Regions from separate parts of the Mus musculus genome. Here region 2 is linked to region 1. Evidence: chromatin loops called from intact Hi-C (ENCODE). Cell type or tissue: gastrocnemius. All regions are shown on one strand. Each heading gives the region's core, and the rest is flanking DNA. Links, peaks and the distances in the headings are about the cores only. Region 1 has its middle 20 kb from the start of Gm35081. Region 2 has its middle 6.2 kb from the start of Ubr5.

Region 1 (5,384 bases), core at 275-5,274:
AGTCTTCCACACCTCCTGAAAAGTAGCAGGCATGTTTAATGCCCACAATGCCTCAGGCAGAGATGCCTTCCTCTGCGCTGGCTGTGGGTTCCAGGTGGAATGCCTCTGCTCCCTCCCCAGGGACTGGGCAGCAGCAGCAGCAGCAAGGTGATACATTGTTAGCAAGTTCTACCAGAAGTTTCAAAACATCCCCCTCTGGACGCACTGTTCTAGAAACCTGCCACAGAGATTCTACTCATAATTACTCTGTCATCAGTAAGACGTGAGCTCTGCTGAAACAAAAAGCCTCTCAAGATAGAAAGAGCGTGAACTTCCATTCATTATGTAACATCCACAGTCTATCTGGGGCACTGGAGAGTTTCCTAATAGAATTTTTACCACCACTTGACGTGTGATGAGTACGAAGTGAACAAATACAGAAAATACAGAATTAACGGGAAGCAGCTGACACACTGTTCTGATTGTCCCCACCTAGGGGAACAGGAGAGTTTGTTCCCTCTGGTGTTTAATTAATATTCAGGTCATGTGAAATTTTTGCAATGCAGGTATAATGAATGGCACTTGTGTTTTTTTGGTTTTGTTTTTGTAGAGTGAGAACCATTTTGAGGTGTGGTATAGTTCACAGAGAGGCATCCTGGGCTCCTAATTCTCCCTGTTCACAGTTCCTTTCCCTAGCGTCTCTCTAAAAACCAAGCTGCAGCTTGCTGCCATCTCTTCTCCCGTCTCCTCGAAGCATGCATTCCTGGCTAATTCCCTGGCCTTAGTTCAAAGATTATATCCTGGTGTGTTATCACGTATGCCTGAAATCAGTACACTCAAGAGGCTGGGCCAAATGGATCAAGAGTTCCAGACCAACTTGGATGATGCAGTGGAATGAGATACTGACTCAGCAGTACAGATATATAGAGGTGTTTTCCTACTGTAAACTCAAGGTCAGGAACGTTAGATAGATAGATGATAGGTATATTGTAGATAGATTAGAGATAGATAGGTAGATAGATAGATAGATGATAGATAGATAGATGATAGATAGATAGATAGATAGATAGATAGATAGATAGATAGATAGATAGATAGATAGATAGATAGATGGGTAAACAGACAGATGGACAGATACATGGGTAGAAAGACAGACGGATGGATGATAGACATAGACATATAATAGAGTTAGATGGTAAATGATGATGAAAATAGATAGATAGATAGATAGATAGATAGATAGATAGATAGATAGATAGATATTACAAAACATGAGAAGAGAAAGGTAAGAGCTATGAGTACTTTTGTCTTAGTTGTAGGAGGACGTGAAGGCTCCATAGAATGTGTCATTTCTATTGGGTTTCAAAGGTTGTTTGATAAGTAGGTGAAAGACCATAAAACTAAAGGAAATAGTCTGAACATTATTATATAATCATTCCAGTCATGAGTTAAAAGAAAGAAAGAAAGAAAGAGATTGTTTTTCTCCTTTTTGTGTTTATTTGCTGTTACTATTATAGCTGTGCATATTTGGGAAATTACAGTGCCTACAGGGCTTGGTTTGGAACCCGCTTCTAAGAGTGTGGGGAGAGCACATCTGTTTGGTTTTTGTTGTTTTTTAAAGATTTGTTTTATGTATGTGAGTATATTGTTGCTGTCTTCAGACACCAGAAGAGGGCATCAGATCCCATTACAGGTGGATGTGAACCACCATGTGGTTGCTGAGAATTGAACTCAGCACTTCTGGGAGAGCAGTCAGTGCTCTTAACTACCAAGCCATCTCCCCAGCCACATCTGTTTGTTAACTCCTGTATTTCTGCATCGGGCACATACTGATAAAGTAGAGGATTACACAGCATCATGACTGCCTGGGGTTTCTTTTTATAACAAACATATTAGGTATTCACTCTTCCTGTGAATTCCCCATCCTGGATTTTGCTTTTTTTGGGGGGGGGGTCTATCTGTTTGTTTGCTTTCATGACACAAGGTCTTACTAGGTTGCCCAGGTTCTTCTCATAGTCATGGAAATCCTACTGTCTTGGTGCAACCATTGATTTTTTTTTTTTAATAGAAAATTTATCAGAGGTATATTGAATCCATAAGATGCGATCTGCTGGCCATACTTTATAATATCAAGCTGCTCTCAAATGGCTGCATTGGAGTTCAGCTGAGGCTGTGTGTGAGGCAAGGGGCCATGGGGAACTGACATTTACCGGCTAGAGGCCTTAGCAAGTGACTCTGATTTTCTAGCTTTCAAATTCCTCCTTTGCCTGAAGGAAACTGTCTGGAATCTCAACAGAACGGTTCCCTAATACCCAACAACGGTGCCAGCACTGTGACTGTCCCTTGGCAGACATTTCTATTCTTTCCTACAATGCTTTGAAAAGCTTGCATTACAGATCTTTGATTGATTTGTACATGGACCAGATTTTTATCTGAACATCATCCTGTTACTGAAGCATGGAAGCACACAGATGAACTTGCACGCTGCAGAAGAGTAAGGCCAGGAAACAGTCGTCAGATTTAAGATAGAGCTGTCTTCCCATTGAGCAGGAACAAGAGCACAGGATATTTCAAATGCCGTGGATGACATTGCAGAAGCTAACCAGATCTGGCATTTGTGAGACATTCAAAGGCTTTTTTTTTTTTTAATTCTAGGGCCCTGGGATTCTGAACAGCAGCCCTTCCGACATGTCATTTATCCTAGAGAAGTAAGTAAATTAGACAGTGAAACAGGAGATGCAGTCTGTCTCCTCATAGTCCTAAATTGAATTTATAAATAAGAATAAGAAGAGGAGAACATACTGGGCTCTTCTGAGGAATTATTGACCAACGGGGGCTCCACTGGCAGCTAATCGGACATGACGTTTTTCAGTCTCTTCTTCTCTAAAAGCGTCTCCAGATTCGCATTTTAATGTACTTGTTTTGGGAAGTGTTTAATTTCCAACAAGAACAAAGGAATTCTTTGAAAGGAATTATATGTAAAATGAGTTGAGTGGTTTGTCACCATTTACAAGTCTTCTATGCAGGGACAGTAGTCTCAGTAGTGACAGTGCCCTCATACCTCAGAGACCAAACCTCAGCCGCCAGAGAGGAGAGAGTAAGCATACGTACTGTGCAGCCTGTTATCAAATCAGGATCCTCAGATCACGAAGTTAAAAATTTAATCGTTGCCACCCCGAGTTCCAACTTGACAATGACTATACAGTAATGGCCTCTTAGGAGGAATGCCCCCTAGGCTCTGCACAGTGATCACAACAGCTGTTTCCTTGTGTGGGCAAATGCCTTGAAATGCCCTGCAACTGTCTCAAGGACAAACGAGCTTGTATAAAGGAGGAAAGAGCTGGGAGGCATGGGTTGCACACAACTTCCCTAGGAAATTTTTAACGAAGGAGTGAACATGGGAGCTCTGAAGCCATGCTTACAGCGGCTACTGACTTGGGAGCGTTTGGCTTAAAGGGTTGAACCTGGTGAGAAGCTTCCCAACCAATCTCAGAAAGGTGTAGCCAGACAGGCTTCTTACGCATCTTTGTTGTTGTTGAGACAGTCTCACTGTGTAGCCTTGGATAGCCCAAAACTCCCTAATGTAGCCCAGGCTGGCCTCTGCCCACAGAGTGCTAGGGTTAAAGGTGTGTGACACCACACACAACTACATTTTCACTGTTGTTGTCTCAGTGCTGAGGGTGGAATACACAGCCTTACATGCGGAAGGCAAGTTCTCTACCCTCGCTATAACGCCAGCCCTATGTTAATTTTTTTTTTAACATGAATTCAGGCCATCAAGTTTGTCTTTATCCACTAAGCCATGTCACAACCCCAAACTGGCTTCTCCTGTGGTTGCTGCTCTCAGTGCTGCAGGGAGTCTTCTGTTTGCTGTGGACAAGGTCAGTACAGAGATGCACACTAGTCAAAGTGCTGAGAATAAGTGGCTGGGACATGCTTGGTCCTGTACAGGACAAAGGAAACTCCAGTTCCCCGAACTCCAAAAGGCAGTCCTTAATGTATCCAGAAATGGACTCAGCCTGGACTATGGGAGGATTTCTGGCAGTTAGATAAAAGCTAGCATTCCTCGAGAACCTGTGAAACTGGCTCCCATGTGCCAGAAATCGTGATCTCCCTTTCCTCTGGCAGAAGGGACACATGGTGACCGTGGTGCCTATCATAGTCCATGCTGACCTCCAGGCTCCCTCAGCATCACCAGTGCCTGTGATACATTTCCAAGTCCACACCAGCATCCTAGCCTTTCTGGTCTCCTCCCTCCCCTAAACTCCCTGAAGCTCACAGCCCCCCCCCCATCTCATCTACCCACTACTTATCATTCCTATAACACCCTAGTCTCACTATTCTCTGCTCTTGCTATTCTATCATCTATCTATCTATCTATCTATCTATCTATCTATCTATCTATCTATCTATCCATCCATCCATCCATCCATCTATCTATCTATCTATCTATCTATCTATCTCTATCACCTAATATATCACCTCTATCTATCTATCTATCTATCTATCTATCTATCTATCTATCACCTATCTAATCTATCACCTATATCTATCTATCTATCTATCTATCTATCTATCTATCTATCTATCTATCTATCATCTATCTACCTATTTTTCTATATCATAAGTTCTCTTGCTATACGCTATTCCCTATCTCTAGTTAGTCTTCCTCCTGTCACAGATAGCTCTGGGCATGTGCAGTCTGCTTCTTCCTCTCTCTGCTCTGGACTCTTCTGGCTGTTCTCTCTCTCTCTCTCTCTCTCTCTCTCTCTCTCTCTCTCTCTCCTACAATAAAAATCATAACCATATTGTTATGGGGTCCCACTAGGAATGACCACTCAGTGACAGTTTGTAGCCAATTGAAAGTCTTTATTCCAGCAGAGACTATACTCAGGTATCCTGCTCTAGTGTAGCCCCATGTATTCGGAGCATTTCTTGGCATCTCACTTGGCAGCTACAGGGGGTGCTTTGCAAAAGCAAGTTGCTGAACAGAAGCTAAGATAAGCAGTTAGCTGGAAGTAGATCTGAACAAACAGGCAGCTTTAACAGAAGCTAGGGTAAATTAGGGCATCTTGGCTTCAGGCCCTAGAATAGAGTTCGGTAATTTTCCACTAAATTATTCATTACAGAGATTAAATTCTAGTTAAACCTGAAATGGCCTCAGCAAGAAACAAAATGGAGGAAACTGTCTTTCCCTGTCACATTGTCATAGAGCAGGCATGATGACAGTTTCTTTACTGCCCCCCCCCCATATATTTACCTCATCCAAGGCTCAAGGAAATCTAGTAAGAAGGGGCAAGAAGAACGTAAGAGCCAGAGGAGAGGAAGGAAGGTATGCCATGTGACACTGCCTTCTGGGTATGTCTTGCTACACACATGAACCCACAGCAGCAGTGGCCACCTAC
Region 2 (5,384 bases), core at 76-5,075, 78 kb after region 1:
ACACATAAAGCTGACCTCCATGCTCGGACACAGGTGCAACAATGCAGGCATATGCATACATATAGCATACATATACATATTACACCCCCCCCCCCCCTTGCTCAAGCTGCTCTCAAGAGACACTCCTGTGTTAGCTCTAGTGCCAATGAGTGGCACCACCCCTGTCTCTTAAAAGGTTTTCATAAATACCCTTGAGCAATTAAGGAGGCTCCCTTTCATTCATTGTTCTAAGAGTCTTTCTCATGAATGTTGTTACAATCGTGCAGCTGGCTTTTGTTTCCTATGTTGAATGGTTATTCTCCTTTACTGTGTGAATGTGGTAATTTACATTGGTTAAATTTTCAGAGTTCAAATCATCTATCCTGTATTTATGGACTAAGATCATCAACATTTACTGGTGTATTAGTTTTGCTCATATTTGCTGATGAGTTTTACACTCACGTTAATGCAATTTTTTTCTTCTAATGACACTGCCAGATTTTTAGAACACGGGCACATTGCTAGTCTCATGAAGTGAAGGTGTTTAATTTTTCCCTCCCCATTTACCTAAAGAATTTATGCAAGATTGACATATAATATCTTTCCTGTTGGTTAATATTTGACAGTGCAATTTTGTCTTCATGAAACTTTTTTTGTAGAAAGTTTCCATTAATGATCATAGGACTCGGGGCTAGGGATGGAATGGCTTGCTTAACATGGAGCCTGAGGTTCATGTCCTAGATTCATATAAACCTGGGCTGGTGGTTCAAGCCTTTAGTCCCAGCATTCAGGAGCCAGAGGCAGGCGGATCTCTGAGTTTGAGGCCAGCCTGGTCTATAGATCGAGTTTCAGCACAGCCAGGGCTATACAGAGAAACCTTGTCTCAAACAAACAAAAAAAGGAAAGCAAAAAACCCCTTTGCTGGCATTGAATACCTATAATCCCAGGGAAGGAGGCAGAGACAGGAGGGAGGATCAGGGGTTCAATCATTCTCTACTACATAGCAAGTTTGAGGCTAGTCAGGGCTACATGAGACCATCTGCCTTCCTTCCTTCTTTTTGTAGTCTAGGCTGGCCTCAAACTCAAAAGACTCTCCAGCTTTTACCTTCCAAGTCCTGGGTGTGAGCCACTCACTACCACCTGTCTGAGACCCTGTCTTAAAACACACACATCACTTTAAGACCTACCTTTCACGTCATTTCGTCATGTTGACTAGTGTCCTTTCCCACTTCCTGGGGATTGACTCTAAGTCTTTTTATCTTTTATCTTGAGAAAGAGCCTCACTAAGGTGCCAATCATGGCTTTGAATTTATTCCACAGCCCAGACAAGCCTTGAACTTGCTATCTTCCTGCTTGGCTTCATCAGTATTTGTGATTACAGCCTTGACCGTCCCTGTAAATGTTGGCGATCTACTCTAAGGTCTCCCACATAACGGGCAGACTGCTCTATGCCTGGGCTACTGTGAAGCCTGAGCCCCATTACTTTTTCAGTCTACATTCATAGACCTACATTTTTTCTCACTGCTGTCTTCTCTTTTTTATTGTAGAGGTGGGGTTTCTACGGCTGTCTCTGAACTTCCTGAGCTTGAGGGATCTTAGCATCTGTAGGGGCTGAGACAAGGGGTATATACCACTCTGCCAGGCTCCTTGCTTTTATTTACACAAGGTTTCATTGTTACTATGGCTGGTCTGGAACTTGCTATGTAGACCAGGATGGACTTGAACTGAAGGCATGTGTAACCACACCCAGTCATTCTTGATTTCTTGGTGTCTCTGAGCTTACACTGGGAAGCATTTTCCTTTTACCTGAAGAATGAACACTTTTTAAAAAATTATTTTATTTTTATCTCTGTGTGTGTGTCTATGGCACATATGCAGGAACCCTCTGGGACCAGAGGAGAATTTTGGAGTTTCCTGGAAGAGCTATAGGACGTTGTGAAGCTGCCGACATGCATGCTGGGAACCAAACACACATCCTCTGGAAGAACAGTATGTTCTCTCATGTGCTCTCAACTGCAGATCAATCCCTGCAGTCCTTTATTACTACTTTTATTAATGTGGGGACAGGGTATCTCTGTATAGTCTACACTGGTCTAGGGCTTGCTATGTGGTCAAGCCAGCCTGAAAACCCTACTGTGTCTCATTTTCCCCAGTGCTAGGATTATAGGTTTGTATCATTCCCTGCTCCATTCAAAAATGCCTTTATTATTCTTTACTATTTTTCTTATTTTTCATTGTAAATTGCCAAATTATGTATATATTCTTGAAGTTCTTGAGGCTATTCTTTGGCTGTAGAAGTGAGATTTGCCTACAGTTATAAAAGGCACTGTATGCTGGCAGACTAACAGTCTTGGAGAAGAGCTTAGCACTCAGACTTAGAGTGGATGGCTAAGTGTTCCATCTCCATCCCTCCTCAGGTTAACTGTGGGCTCTGGCCCACAGTTTCCTAGAGAGTTCCAAGTAGGACTACATTTCAGTGCTCCAAGAAGCTAAAATAGGTGGCCACCTACCTCCTGAGTGTTCTCCCTTTTTGATCTTATTTCTGTATTCCAACTGGTACTGATACCAGGGAAGCCAGGGTCATCTCCTGGGATTCTTGGTCTCATTCTTGGTCCAAGACTTCAAGCACTCAGGAAGCAGAGGCAGGTGGGTCTCTTGTGAGTTTGAGTACAGCCTTGTCTACAAAGTGAGTCCAGGACAACATACAGAAGAAACCCTATTTTAGAAATAATAAAATAAAATAAACTCACAGGCAGGCAAGGTGTCAGTCTTGGCAGCTACCTGGAGGAGAATGAGGAAGAATAAAATGAACCATGCTATTTGAGTTACTACCATGTATACCTGACACAGAGTAGACCATCAGCCACATGACAGGGAGGGGAGTTTAAAGAAAGAGTAAGGAAGCCCAAAGCATCAGGCAGGACTGTGCCTTTCTGAGTTAGGACTCAACAAACCTCATGGTAAGCCCATGACAGCTTGTAGGACTGCAAGTGGGACAGGAATTCTGGGAAAGAGAAGTACACATCTCATTTAAAAGGAATAATTATTCTACCTATGTCTTTTGGCTAGGTGATTGACCCCCCCAACTAGGATGTTAGGTCTCTACCCAGGACAGAGGTTCTTTTTTTTTTTTTTTTTTAATTTATTTATTTTATCTGCAAGTACATAGGCACACTGGAAGAGGGCATCAGATATTTTAGTCAGCTGTTGGCCACCATGTAGGTGCTGGGACCAAAACTCAGGACCTCTGGAAGAACAGACAGTGCTCTTAACTTTGGAGACATCTCTTCAGCCCCCAGGAGTTCTAGTTTATTGACAAGTTTTCCCTTCAAGGGCTCTTATTGGTGCTGTACCAGAAAAAAAAAAGTGCAACCACTTTTTTTTGTTTGTTTGTTTTGTTTTGTTTTGTTTTGAGACAGGGTTTCTCTGTGTAGCCCTGGCTGTCCTGGAACTCACTTTGTAGACCAGGCTGGCCTTGAACTCAGAAATCCGCTTGCCTCTGCCTCCCAAGTGCTGGGATTAAAGGCATGAGCCACCAAGTCCGGCGGCAACCACTTTCTAAATGAACTATTTATACCCAAATCCTTTGCTCAGTGTCTGCTTTCAGGGAAGTCAAACTGTATTGCCCAGTCCTTTGGGACACAGTAAAAAGTATGAGGGATACGTTAGCACGTGCCATGGCATGGGAGAGTCCTGGGCTCTTACCTGAGTGCGTGCCCATCAGAAGGACTTTCAGGATCTGGCTTCTGCACTTGTCTCAGTGGGAAGGGCAGAAACAGGACTCAATTCCCTGGGCCTTACCTGGATCTGGGTTAATAGCTCTACACACTTTCTTACAACTTATGTGCTTTTAGCTATACTTAGAGTAGTATTTTGCTTAACCCTTTCTTTCTTTCTTTCTTTCTTTCTTTCTTTCTTTCTTTCTTTCTTTCTTTCTTTCTTTCTTTTTATTATTACGTATTTTCTTCAATTACATTTCCAATGCTATCCCAAAAGTCCCCCCCCCCCCACTCCCCTACCCACCCATTCCCATTTTTTGGCTCTGGCGATCCCCTGTACTGGGGCATATAAAGTTTGCCCGACCAATGGGCCTCTTTCCAGTGATGGCCGACTAGGTCATCTTTTGATGCAGCTAGAGTCAAGAGCTCTGGGGTACTGGTTAGTTCATAATGTTGTTCCACCGATAGGGTTGCAGATCTCTTTAGCTCCTTGGATACTTTCTCTAGCTCCTCCATTGGGGGCCCTGTGATCCATCCAATAGTTGACTGTGAGCATCCACTTCTGTGTTTGCTAGGCCCCGTCTTTCTCTCTCTCTCTCTCTCTTTCTTTCTTTCTTTCTCCTTCCTTCCTTCCTTTCTTTTTTTTTTTTTTGAGACAGGGTTTCTCTGTATAGCCCTGATTGTTCTGGAACTCCCTCTGTAGACCAGGCTGGCATCGAACTCAGAAATCCACCTGTCTCTGCCTTCCAAGTTCTGGAATGAAAGGCGTGTGCCACCACTGCCTGGCTGGTTAACCCTTTCTAAATTGAGAGATTTCACCCCAGAGAAAGAATTAGTTCCGATTATTAGCCAGAAACTTCCAGCGCCTTCTCTTCCATATGTGAGTCACAGGCTAGTGCTCTGCTGCTGAGCTGCACATCCAGCTTCCTTTAACTAGAAGTGTATATGCACGTGTGTGCAGTCTCAGGATGTGAGAGCAGTTGGCCCTGGACTGCTGAGTTTAAGAGTGTCTGCCTCGCCTCCCCGAGTAGCTGGAATTACAGGTGCACGGCCTCAGCTTCCTATCCAGGCTGGTATGGTAGTACACTATCCTTTTCAAAGGGCTTTATTGGACCACTGCTTACTGCCTGTCTTGGTCACTGTTCTATTTCTGTGACTAAGCATTCAACTATATGAGCTTGTGGGGGAATCTTCTCATTCAAGCCACCATGTTCCACTGTCTGGCCCTCACAGACTTGTAGCCATCTCATAAGGCAAATATGCATTCAGTCCAACTTCATAAGTCCCCATAGGTCATCATAGTTTTAACACTGTTTAAAAGCTCGAAGTCTCTTTTAATACTCATGGCAAACTCTTAACTGTAATCCCCTGTAAGATCTAATCTAAAAGCAGATCACCTACTTCCAACATACAATGTCACAGAATACATAGTACTATTCAAAAAGCATGGTGAGGAAATACTGGACCAGAGTAAACCTGAAAATCAGCTGGGCAAACTCCAGATTCTCCATCTCCATGTCTTATGTCAAAAGTGCTCTGTAGGCCTCTAGTTTCTTTTAGCTTTGTTGACTGCAACACATTCCTCCCCTCCCCTCCCTGAACTGGTTCTACACCCAGTCTGCAACTTTCCTTGACAGGTATCTCAAGATACTGGGATCTCCAATCTCTTGGGGTCTTTAACACAAT

What was found. Hi-C counts contacts between places; a loop is a spot of excess contacts. Peaks named below come from ENCODE experiments on the same cell type or tissue, not always from the same donor. Only the 100,000 strongest peaks of a DNase experiment are listed, where the experiment ranks them.
Region 2: a loop joins it to region 1, with 1.8 times the contacts of the local background. A loop is called at or near these places in 2 of 42 quality-filtered maps.

Annotation. Positions count from the first base shown.
Region 1 is chr15:38,161,002-38,166,385 of GRCm38, reverse strand. No RefSeq gene overlaps it. Among named protein-coding and RNA genes, the nearest start is that of Gm35081, 20 kb to the right of the region's middle. In gastrocnemius, for the core only: no CTCF peak of the experiment used is centred there; a DNase peak (open chromatin) is centred at 2,311.
Region 2 is chr15:38,082,345-38,087,728 of GRCm38, reverse strand. No RefSeq gene overlaps it. Among named protein-coding and RNA genes, the nearest start is that of Ubr5, 6.2 kb to the right of the region's middle. In gastrocnemius, for the core only: no CTCF peak of the experiment used is centred there; no DNase peak of the experiment used is centred there.